Linked DNA regions of Mus musculus: region 2 is linked to region 1. The links are chromatin contacts, found by Hi-C or POLR2A ChIA-PET in ENCODE. All regions are on one chromosome and are shown on one strand. The core of a region is the stretch at or near the end of the contact, and the rest is flanking DNA. Distances in the headings are between cores, read along the strand shown.

Region 1 (5,491 bases), core at 2,799-5,298:
TAATTCATGTTTTTTTATAACCTTGAAAATCATTCTAATGTTCAGTTATACTGTACTATTAAAGGGCTTTAAGTTGTAAGCCTCAGAAAGACACAAGGAGTGTTTAAGTTCTCTATTTTTGTTGTTTGTTTTTGCTTGTAAGTTTTTGAGACAGGATCTCACCATGTAACTTTGGCTGGCCTGGAACTCAACTATGTAGACCAGGTAGACCTTAAACTGACAGATCTGCCTGCGCTTGCCTCCCAAGCATTAGGACTGATGGTGTGTGTCACCATGCCCAGTTCTTCCTGGTTTTGTGTGTAGGTTTCTTTCCCACTGACTTGGTACATGTGACATGTGACAGATGTATGGAGTCTATAGAAGTGGCCAGACAAAAATGGCCAGAATATTTATTTATTTTCTTAAAAATTTTCCAAATTAAAGCTACTTAGTTAACAGTTAAACTGGCCAGGACTATATGAGATAAACTTGGTTTTCTATTTCTTTTTGTTGTTGTTGTTTGTTTGTTTGTTTTTTCGAGACAGGGTTTCTCTGTGTAGCCTTGGCCGTCCTGGAACTCACTTTGTAGACCAGGCTGGCCTCGAACTCAGAAATCTGCCTGCCTCTGCCTCCCAAATGCTGGGATCAAAGGCGTGTGTCACCACTGCCTGACTTTTGTTTTCCATTTCTGTACCCTATTTACTATAGCTAAAAAGAAATCTGTCCTAGTTTGGTCTGGGGGTTCAGGCTTGTTAGTCATCTGTTAATCCATAATGCCCTGCTAGTACTTTCAGACATCCTGTGACTGGCTCAGCTCTACTTTGTCTAATGTGACGGGCTCTAACTATACCTTTATGTCTAGTTGAAGAGCTTCAACCCTACCAGTGTCTGTGACGGTTTCTAGGACCCAGTTCCCAGAAGTTAGTGACATTCAGAAGTTAGTGACATTTTAGCTTTTGATTTCAGATGACTTTGTTTCCAAGAATGAAACAAACATTTTCCCTTATAGTCTTTATTACACATAAAACACAAGATATTGCAGAATTGTTCTTTCCCCCAGACAGGAGTATAGCCGGTTGAAGATACAAAATCCAGCTTTCCAAGAACCATTTCTATATTAGAAAAAAAAATCATTAGGACAGCCAGGGCTATACAGAGAAACCCTGTCTCAAAAAACCAAAAAGAAAAAAAGAAAAGAAAAGAAAAGAAAATCATTAAAGCTTTTGGTTTTACAGTCCGATGCCTTATGAGTGTTCTTTGCAGAAGAACAAAACCAAAGATAAAGCCTTGAGACTAAAGTTGTGAGGCAGCAGCTATAATTTTTCCCGTGGAATTTCAAGTCTGATTTAAGAATGAAATTTGGTGAGGACTGAAGATGCCGCCAGATTTTCACAGTACCCTGTGTCTTAGCTACCACTGCTTCAGAGCTGGCTGACTTGTTCAGGTTCCTAGATTGTTCTCAAAAAGTTGGAGTGGCAGAGTTTCCTTAGGCTTTAGGTGTAAAGGCTTAAATAATATTTATTTAGGAAGAAAATTAAGACAAAAGTAATTCTTTAGTTTTATACAGATTACAACTTTCTTGTCCTCTATAGATAGAATCTTTCTGTCAAAAGATGTTTAAGCACTTCAGCACTAGATCATTGCCTAGCACAAAGCAGTTATGTGTTTATTGATGCAATAGCCAGATCCTTTTTCTCTGGAGCAGCCAATAGGCCGGCAAGAAATAGGTATGGCTTAGAAGTGGTGGAATCTAGGCAGCTGTTAGAACACAGCTTCTTTGTTTTCTTCCCTCCCCTTCTGTACTAGCTGGTTTTGTGTGTCAACTTGACACAGGCTGGAGTTATTACAGAGAAAGGAACCTCAGTTGAGGAAATGCCTCCATGAGATCCAGCTGCAAGGCATTTTCTCAATTAGTGATCAATGGGGGAGGGCCCCTTGTAGGTGATACCATCCCTGGGCTGGTAGTCCTTGGTTCTCTAAGAAAGCAAGCTGAATAAGCCAGGGGAAGCAAGCCAGTAAGTGACATCCCTCCATGGCCTCTGCATCAGCTCCTGCTTCCTGACCTGCTTGAGTTCCAGTCCTGACTTCCTTTGGTGATGAACAGCAATGTGGAAGTGTAAGCTGACTAAACCCTTTCCTCCCCAACTTGTCTCTTGGTCATGATGTTTGTGCAGGAATAGAAACCCTGACTAAGACACCTTCATGTCTAAGATGCAAATTCAGTGCATAGAGGTTGGTTTGGAAGCTTCTGGTGCTCCATCCATAAGTGAAGCCAGACCTCTGGGCTGGGAGGGCTATTGTCATTTTCCCTGTAATTTCATTACTTGGGCCATATTCTGTTTTTTAAAAATAGCAGACACCTTCGTGTGTGTGTGTGTGTGTGTGTCTGTCTGTCTGTCTGTCTGTCTGTCTCAAAGGACAGCTCGGTGGAGTGGGTTTGTGTCTTCACTTTTGCATGGGTCCCTAGAATCAAACTCAGGTCACCAAGCTGGTGTGGTCAGTGTCTGAATTCCTGAGCCATCTTGCTGACTAAACACAAGTCTGTAAACAACAGAACTTACCAAATACTTTTATCTGGGTCTAGATCTGTACATAACCATTTCAGGGAGAGTTTGGGCTGTCCTGAGAACTTATTGCTGTATTACAGTGTCCATCACAAACTACTTACCTCCTCTCTTCCTGTAAGCAGCCAGAGGTCATCTGCCAAGATGTTTCGCTACTCTCTTGACCCAGAAAAACCCCCCAAAATCATGCAAATCAAGAGGTTCAAACCTTCGTGTTCACTTTAAGAACACCCGGGAATCTGCCCAGGCCATCAAGGGTATGCATATCTGCAAAGCCACCAAGTATCTGAAGGACATCACTTTAAAGAAGCAATGTGTGCCATTCCGGTGTTATAATGGTGGAGTCAGTAGGTGCGCCCAGGCCAAACAATGCGGCTGGTCGGTGGTCAAAAAAGAGTGCTGAATTTTTGCTGCACATGCTTAAAAATGCAGAGAGTAACGCTGAACTTAAGGGCTTAGATTTAGATTCTCTTGTCATTGAACACATCCAGGTGAACAAGGCACCTAAGATGCGCCGACGAACCTACAGAGCTCATGGCCGGATTAACCCATACATGAGCTCCCCCTGCCACATTGAGATGATCCTCACTGAGAGGGAACAGATCATTCTAAAGCCAGAAGAGGAGGTTGCACAGAAGAAAAGGATATCCCAGAAGAAACAAGAAACAAAAACTCATGGCACGTGAATAAATTCAGCATAAAATAAATGCAGATAAAGTTAAAAAACAAACAAACAAACAAACAAACAAACCTACTTACCTCAAAGATGAGCCCAGGAACACAAATTTGGTTTTTCCAAAAGATTCTCCACCATGGATGAAGTTAGGTGAGATATTACTAGCTAGAGAATAAAGCCATAAATCAAGGCATTTACCAGACACATTGGTGGGGACCACAGATAGGAAGGATAAGGCAAAACTAGGAAAACACTTAACTCAGTTTTAGATATTATTTAGTGATGCTATTGGCTTTTGGATTGGTGAAAACCATTGTTGGTCTAGGAATATATTTTAAAGGTATTCATTGTCACAAAGCTGTTAAGTTAGACAGGTGGACGATGAATGGATTTCAAAAAGGCTAAGAATAATCCATGATAATTTGGTTTTGGTCTGCAGGATCCTAATTCCACAATCACAGCGTTATCTTATTTGGCCTTGTACTATCTTTAACACAGGTGATTGTTTTTTGTCATATTCTCCCCTCCTCCCCCGGCCCCAGTAAAAGTAGTTTCACAACAGAAAACGACGGTGTGCGCTTCGGGGTAGTTTGGTTTCACCTGTACTCTGAAGAGCAGTTTTAAAACCCAGGTAGTGTTGCTTGTTCCTGGCAGAGACCATGCAACCGAGTATGCCCAACTAAAGGGAGCTGCACCTGCAAGCTGCAGGTGCTGGGCACGAGCATCTGGGATCAAGGGCTTGGCTGCGGAACGAAAGAACGCCACACCCCGGGAGTTCGGCGGACACAGATCGGAGGCCGGACGTTGTGAGCCAGGAAGGACCGCCTCTTCCGGTCTCACAGTTGTTCTTCGCTTGGTCTCCATGGCTTCGCTGGGAAGGCAGGTGAGGTTGCCCTAGGTCCCGGGCTCACAGCGGCTGTTGGCGGGACGTTCAGGAGGCGCTGACGCTGGTTCTTGGTGTTCCGGTCTGGGCACCTTGTGGCAGTAGCGCTCCCGGGTGGCGTGTGCACAGACAGTGTGGCCCTCAGAATAGCTTCTGGCTTCTCCGGAGTTTCGGCTGTGTGCTGCCTAATGGCTAGGGAGGCCTGGACCACCACCAGCGGCAAGAGCGGGGTGTTTGAGACCATTCTGGCGGGCACCGGATGCTCTGTGCTTAATTTGTTATGTGCTAGTCCCAACACCTGGGGCTACTGTGTACAAATCGACAGATTCCTTCCCCCAAATATTCTTCTTTTAATGGAAGGGATCCTTGAAAAACAAAACAAAACTATCCTTTGTTGGAATGAAATTAGGTAGTGTACCTGTCTGGTGGCTAGTCTGAGGTTCAGAATTTTCAACCAAATACTATTGCTCGTGCCCTGTATCTTCAGTATGTAGATATTGCTTATGCTTCAATATCTTCAGTAAGTGCGGTCGTTTGCATGCTACTTTTATTCTTTGGAGACTTTTTAGACCCAGAGAAGATTTTACAGATTGTTTACAAAAACTGTTAGCTTTTGTGGGCCAAGGGTCAAGCTGAGGTTCAAGGTTACTGGCTCAGTAATCTTGTGGTGGTCATTATTCTGAGGTGGGACTGATTCTGTTTTTGCTCTGCCTTACAGGTTCCTGAGTGGCATCGTCTACTGGCCCTCTCCTGGGCCTGTTTGGTTAGGCAGACCCCTCATCTCAGAGAACAGAAACAGATGAGCCCTTCTTTGTCTTGCAAACTGACTACAGTGCCCGGTAGAGGAAGCTTTCAAGAGTTTTCCAGCATTACACCCCAAAAGTACATGCAGGAACCAGAAAACAGGACACGACTTGTTCAGTGTCTTCATGAGGAACAGAAGCCTTGTGTGGATCCTGAGTCCTTGGAGCCTGAAAAGGTCATCCGTTCCCTCCAGGACATGGGTTTTGCTGAAGCCCACATTCACAGCTTGTTTAGTATACAGCCAAGTGTCCATCCTCAACAGTTGCTGGGTATAGTTTCAGAACTCCTACTCTTGGGGTTGAACCCAGAGCCTGTATTTAATGCCTTGAAGAAAAATCCCCAGTTGCTGAAACTGTCTAGCATGCAGATGAAGAGGCGTTCCAGTTACCTTCGGAAGCTTGGCCTTGGAGAAGGTATAAGATGCAGCAGACTTTATAGAGGGAGAGGAGTCAGTTAGGGAGAAAATAGCTTACCCTAGCAGGGATGTCCAGCCTTTTGATAGTAAGGCATGGAATTGTCACCTACAAATGAGCTAGGCTGCATTCATCAATACCCTGGGATGCATGTGTGCTGTGGGCTAAACAC
Region 2 (6,111 bases), core at 2,572-5,071, 37 kb before region 1:
TCAAATTTTGCTGAGGAAAGGGTTAGAAAGTCATTTTCTGTCTCCGTTCTAGGTGACACATTAGTGTCAATATCATCAGTAGTGGAACTGTCCCTTTAGCAGAAATGGACCCACTGTACTCATAAACATAATTCAGTCATTTGCTAAGGCAACACACAGAGAACAGGCTGCCCTCTGCCAGCATAACCACTTGCCCAATCTATGGAGGCCCTTTGAGGAACACAACCACTGTCGTGAGGAGACATTATGTGCAAAGAAGCAGCAGTCTTCAACAACACACTTGCCCCATTGGGTGAGTTCAAGGTTAACTAAACCTAGTACCTTCTGGGTCTTCTGCACCCCGATCTACTCCATCCTTCAGGCTCTGCTCGCTGAGGTTTGCCACGATGCCGCCGCCACCATGCTTCTTCCCTTCCTCATCACCTGATTCTTCAGATTCAACCCGCCTGTCAACTGAACCCACACATCACATGGTGACAATTCACATCTACTTCATGTGACAATGTGAGGAACACAGAGGAGATTAACAACAGGTGTAAGTCAGCAAGACTCTTTTTCTAAAGCTGAATTCAGTTTATGAACATTTGAATGTCTTCTACATCCAATAGTATTTAAGATACAGAGACAGTAACTGGGAGGCCACATGGAGACAATTAACATGCCATCCTTCCCCTCTGAGAACTTGTAAAGAGTTGACAAGTGTCAACTGAAATCTGGATCATCTACAATGGGAAACACTAATGACACCAGATACAGAAGTACCTTCCAAGAGGCTCTCACATCTGATGTGATGACCCTTCTCACATCTCACTGTGACCCTTCTGCCACATACCTTCATTGATGTCTCACTATCCATTTGGCCAAGATAAATGGTTAAATTTTCAGGCCCACATTCCAAAAGAAATCAAGACTAGCTAAGATGAGACTGTGGGCAGAGTGAATGAAAACAAGAATGTCTCAAAAAATGGCAGAAGCCCCAGGTAAACTGCTGGTGTTAAATAACCACAGGATAGAGTTAATCATGCAAAGTTTTTTGGAGTAAATAAAACAGATTTTGAGTTATGAACAAAGCAACAATGAAACATGGCTCTGGCAAATGATCTTCCTTTCTAAACCTCAATATTCCCCTCTGTAGACCAGAGTTAGTAGAGTACCTTCTCCTGTCAGGACCAAATAAGAAAGGACACAAGAGTAGCTCATGTGTATGACACGGAGAAGAATGTATGAGTTACCAAGAGGCACTTTACAGTCTGTGATCTAGAGTTAGGAAAACTAGGTTCTGTGTTACAGTCTCTGTATCTCCCCCTGTGCCTCTATCCTCAGGGCAGTAGAGAGGTTCCAGAGCCTGCGACACTGTGCAAGAATGTGACTACAAGGCTCTAGGTAGAATAGGCTAGCAAAAGGCAATGAAATCTATCAAGACGAGGAAGGTTTGAGTTAAGGCATTAGCAGTGATAGAGAAGGTGGCAAAACATGCTCAGCCTGGTCTACACAGGCCAGCCACGGAAATGGCAAGAACCTGTCTTAAAAGACAAAAGAAAGGCATTACAACGACAAATCCAACCCAACCCAAACCAAGCCACACAAAAACGCCACAAAAAAAAAAAAAAAAAAAAAAAAAAAAAAAAAAACTCCAAAAAGACATAGGCCATAGAAACCTAAGTGTCAGCTGGTAATGACATGTGTGGGGGTGGACGAGAGAAACAGCTTGGCTTGTGTATTTGCCCTTTAGTGAGGAAGGAGGGGAGAGGTGTATTGGAGGAGGAAAGAGGGGGCTAGGAAGAAACATTTCCTCCTTAAGAAAGATTCAAAGGTTAGAAACAAAAGACCTCTAGCACGACTCCTTCAAGTCTCTCTAAGAGCGTTCCTTGTTGGCTCTTCTCAACCCCCATTGCATGACTGCTAATTTAGGTCACCTTTCCATACTCCTTTGCTTCTGACTGGTTTTCCTTTCTCCAGAATGATACTGGTCCTCCCCACTGGACCCCAGTCTGGATGACATCTAGTGAGTTTTCAGGGCCCATCTCAGGGCAGCCCCACTGCTCTCAAACTCACTGGTCTTTTCTTCCACATCTCTGCCCCTTGCTCTGCAACCTTCTTCCCTAGTACTCCTCCCAGAAAAGTGAGTGACCTTCCAAAAGTGAATAATCCTCACCAAAATAGTGGAGTCTTTCAAAGACATTTAAGATTTGCCTAATGCTACAATGGGTAGGGTTAAGTACATGTACATATGTACAAGTCTGTTCGTATACACTAACACACATATATGCACGCATGTAATGACCATGTATCTACACAACTGTATACAAAAGCATGCACACGTGTAACATATATGTATGTTACATATGTATATGACATAATCCAACACAAGGAAAAAAAGGAAGAAAGTTGAATATAGACTAGACTGCATGCCTAGAAAACAAGACAACGCCTTGTAAACTCAATTTCCGGAGCTCCTTTTTATCCATCTCTCTGCCACAACCCATTCGCTTCAAAGCAGACTTTTCCATTCATGCCGCGTGAACAAACTGGACTTCGTAGATTCCCCACGCCTGAAGCCTCAGTTTCCCAGTGAGCTGACGGAGGACGGTTCCCTGCCCCCTCGCCTGTCAACTTCGGAGCTTTAAGACTAGGTTCCTATAGCCACGGCTTCCTTGCCAATCTCCCTGGGCGGGCTCGCGCCACGTTTTTCCCCAGGGTCTTGTCTTTCTGGCCGCTACCGCCCTCGGGACGGGACTCCCGGGCTCCGAGCCTCCCTGGCTGTCCAGCCATATTGGCAGCTGTCAGAGCTCTGTGGCTGTGGCCGGAGGCTGGAGGCCGAATTCCGATCCCGCAAGAGGCCGTGACCGCCCAGCCCGAAGCTCGCCGCTCCCCGGTCACCCACAGGGGCCGCTCACCCTCCATCATCTCCTGCGACTGTTGCTGCCCCGCGCCGCGCTCTGCCGCCATATTGGCTGCTCTTTCCCTTTCCGGAATCTGTCGCCTTAGGCCATGGGCCAATCAGGATTCCAGGTCCAATAGGCCAGCCAATGGAACAAAGTATAGAAGCGCGAGCTGACAATGCTTGCGCGGGCGCAGTGTTTCATGGGGATTGTAGTTCCCACAGGCTCCGGCTCCACCTGGGTTAGGGGTTTGATGAATGAGTAGAGTCTAGGCGAGCACGAAGAAAGCAGACATCCCGGAAAGTCTTTAGGCAGCATGGGAGACACTTCAAGCTTGCGGATTCGCTCAAGTCACTATGCCAACTTCGGAGGCGTAGAGGTACTGCGGACAGGAGAGTTCTACAGGCCACAGGTGAAGCCGACTAGACTTGCACCCCCGACTTCGGGAGCCTCACTTCACGGTGAGCCGGTAGGCGAGGGAAACCAGTTTATTCTGCGCCTGCGTGCTGATACACTGGTGCCACAGGCCACCTTTAGGGGATGCTTGGAGAAGGCGGGAGGGGCCGCGGTCCGGTCCTGGGGCTCACGTTTGCGGCCTCCAGCCCACGGCGAGCCACTGTGTCGTCCGCTTCTCACTGTCCTCGCCTTGGAAAGGTGGCCGTCGTAAGAAGGGCTGCACGTCGCTCACCGTCCTCGGTTCTCCCGTAAGAGTAAACTGCAGTCACTTGGAGTGGGGCGTGGAGGGGGGGGAAAGGCGCGAAGAAATCGGGTCTTTTGGCTCCTCCGAGGCTCTGTAGTGGGTGTCCGGTGCGTCCCTAGCAACTGTTTGCGCGCGCTCAGCTGCTTGCTTTCACTGAGGTCCGCCCATCAGGGTGTCTGGTTGGTTCTTGGTCCCTTGTTATGCTGCCTAAGTCGTTCTGCGATTGGTCGGTGGGCCAGAAGCGCGCGGATCTTCACGTTGTGAATCCGACTGAGACTTGCGCCAGCCTGGGGTGAGACACCAGCCTTCGAAAAACCTCCGGGTGGCGGCGAGTGTTAGTTACGCATTGTCGTGGAGTGGCTCTGGCCCTTTCCTCGCGCGCCCGCACTCCCTCCGCCCAGCCCCGGCCCCAGAGTGGTGGCGGGTTCTGGCCGTTTGACCCGCGCTCAAGAGCCGCCAGCGCCCGAAAGCCTCTGATTGAACTGGAAGCTTTGCTTTAAGGTTAGACTAGCGGGCCAGTGAGCTCTGGGGAGTCACTTATCTTCACCCCCTAATTTCGGGATTACAGTTATGTGTAGCCACGTCTGGCTTTTTATGTGGTTAAAGATTTAAACGCAAGTCCTCATGCTTGCATAGAAAAAAACTTTTAACAAAGGGAGCCGCCCAGTTCCTGTAATTACTTTTAAGATAAAAATTTGTAGCATTAACAATTTAGTTTGAAGAATGGTATTTTTTATATAAATTAAGATCTCATATCAATATATTCTGAGGTCATACAAGGTCTAAAAAAACAGTAAGGTTTTGTGACTTTGGCAGTGTATTTAGAAGCCATAATTACATGTCCTAACTTTGTCAATAGGTTGGTTTTAAAAGTAGAAAAACCACGGTATGATCGTATCATTGTTTGCTGTAACAGTAATTAGTGCATTTAGATACCTAGAGAAGATGCCTGTACATCTTTCACATTAAAACACTCTACTTGAAAACTGCTATCTAACACCTACTCATCTTTATTTTGTTTGAGTCTGGTGGTGTCACATATAGCCTTGAACACTGTCGCTACTCATCTCTTATTTCATAATGAGTTGTTGCTTTTTAGGATCACATACTGAGTGCATGTGCCTGTGTATGTAATATGCAGAATAGTGAAGGCAAATAGTCATACTTTATCAGTCAGTGGTGGAAGGTTTGCCCAATAGGTGACTAGCTCTGGGTTTAATACCCACCTTCACACAAAAATACCAATTGTCAGGCTGATGGTGTCTTCCTCTCTTCCCAGCACTTCCAACGACTCTGGAGACCTTGCCTCAAAAACAAAACAAAACAAAAAACAAAACAAACCCCAAAAGGAAACAAAGCCCTACAGTTTGGGCCCAGCATTATGGCTCAGTGGGTAAAGGCACTTGCTGCCAAGGTCTGACAATTTTGGACCCACATGGGTAGAAAGAGAGAAGTGACTCCTGAAAGTTGTTTTCTGTCATCCATGGTTGTGCTTTCTCTCTTTCTCTTTCTCTCTCTCTCTCACACACACACTCCCACAATGTAATAAAAATGCATGAAAAAGTCATGCATTATAATGAAAATAAAATGAGGTTGTAAGATGGCTCAGCAGTTAAAAGCTGTTGCAGTTTTATAGAAGACCTGGGTTCTGTTCCTAGCACCTACATGGTGGTGTCTGTAACTTCCGTTTCAGGGCATCTGGTGGCCTCTTCTGAGTTCTTCAGGCTCCTGCATGCACACAGTGCCCATACATACACAGGCACATGCATGTGCTTACACACACACATACACATATTAAAACAAACACATTTAAACCCATTAACTAACTTAGGAAGTAAGAGACTGTGTCATTTTGCCTCTTAAGTTTAGTGCTCTACCAGACTCCAGGGAATTGTCTGCCTGAAGTATGGGTCTTCAGTCTTGTTGGACTCTTATCCTGTATATTGTATTTTTTAAGCAGTGTATTTAGATTTTATATATATATATATTAATTTAATATATATATATATATATATATATATATATATATATATATATATAAAAGGAATCTTGCTGCAGATAACCTTTTGTATTTTGAAGGTTTTTACTCTATACTGCTAGGATTGGTTCTTGTACACAATTCCTTTGTTCTTACTGATGATTGTATCAGAGCTTTCTTCTTGATGAGTATTTAAATTGTTTTTTCTTTTGGACTGTTTTCCCTCTTTCCTTCCTTCTCTCTTCTTCTTGCCTCCCTGGCTTTCTACCTGTCTAGTTTCCTAGCCTTTACTGTTTTGAACCGTGCTGGCCTGGAATGATCCTTGTGCATCTTAGTATTTATGTGTGTGGATTTCTGTAGACTGGTCCCTGCAGTGTAGCCTCTCTGGAAGGTGGCTTTTCTTTTCAGTTGGTTTGAAGAGAGTGTATTTAATAACTTTGAACCTGTATTTCACGTTCTTTGCTTCTGAGATTACTAGAACATAATGGTTTTATAGAGTTGGGGTCACAGTGGCTCTTCTAGAGTCCCTGACTGTTTTGGGGTTGTAGGAT

The links. A loop is a pair of places that touch in the nucleus more often than their neighbours do. ChIA-PET counts read pairs that join two places held with the same protein, here RNA polymerase II (POLR2A).
Region 2: a loop to region 1 is called in a map of gastrocnemius, with 4 times the contacts of the local background. The contact joins the promoter of Pask here to the promoter of Mterf4 in region 1. A Hi-C loop is called at or near these places in 4 of 37 maps with a recorded cell type or tissue (gastrocnemius and heart). POLR2A ChIA-PET finds 5 or more read pairs at or near these places in 2 of 5 experiments (Patski and embryonic stem cell).

The regions. Positions count from the first base shown.
Region 1 is chr1:93,304,436-93,309,926 of GRCm38, reverse strand. Mterf4 (mitochondrial transcription termination factor 4) reads left to right here and starts at 4,048. Exons shown (of 4, transcript NM_178051.4): 1 at 4,048-4,102; 2 at 4,821-5,319. The coding sequence starts at 4,082. Gm28535 (predicted gene 28535) reads right to left here and starts at 3,963. Exons shown (of 3, transcript NR_151531.1): 1 at 3,820-3,963; 2 at 3,303-3,384. It overlaps Pask (PAS domain containing serine/threonine kinase), which reads left to right. Exons shown (of 18, transcript NM_080850.2): 18 at 1-490. It also overlaps the pseudogene Gm7867.
Region 2 is chr1:93,340,498-93,346,608 of GRCm38, reverse strand. It overlaps Pask (PAS domain containing serine/threonine kinase), which reads left to right and starts at 3,821. Exons shown (of 18, transcript NM_080850.2): 1 at 3,821-4,083. Ppp1r7 (protein phosphatase 1, regulatory subunit 7) reads right to left here and starts at 2,981. Exons shown (of 10, transcript NM_023200.3): 1 at 2,898-2,981; 2 at 322-453. The coding sequence starts at 2,949. Mir6902 (microRNA 6902) reads right to left here and starts at 517; the gene lies at 454-517.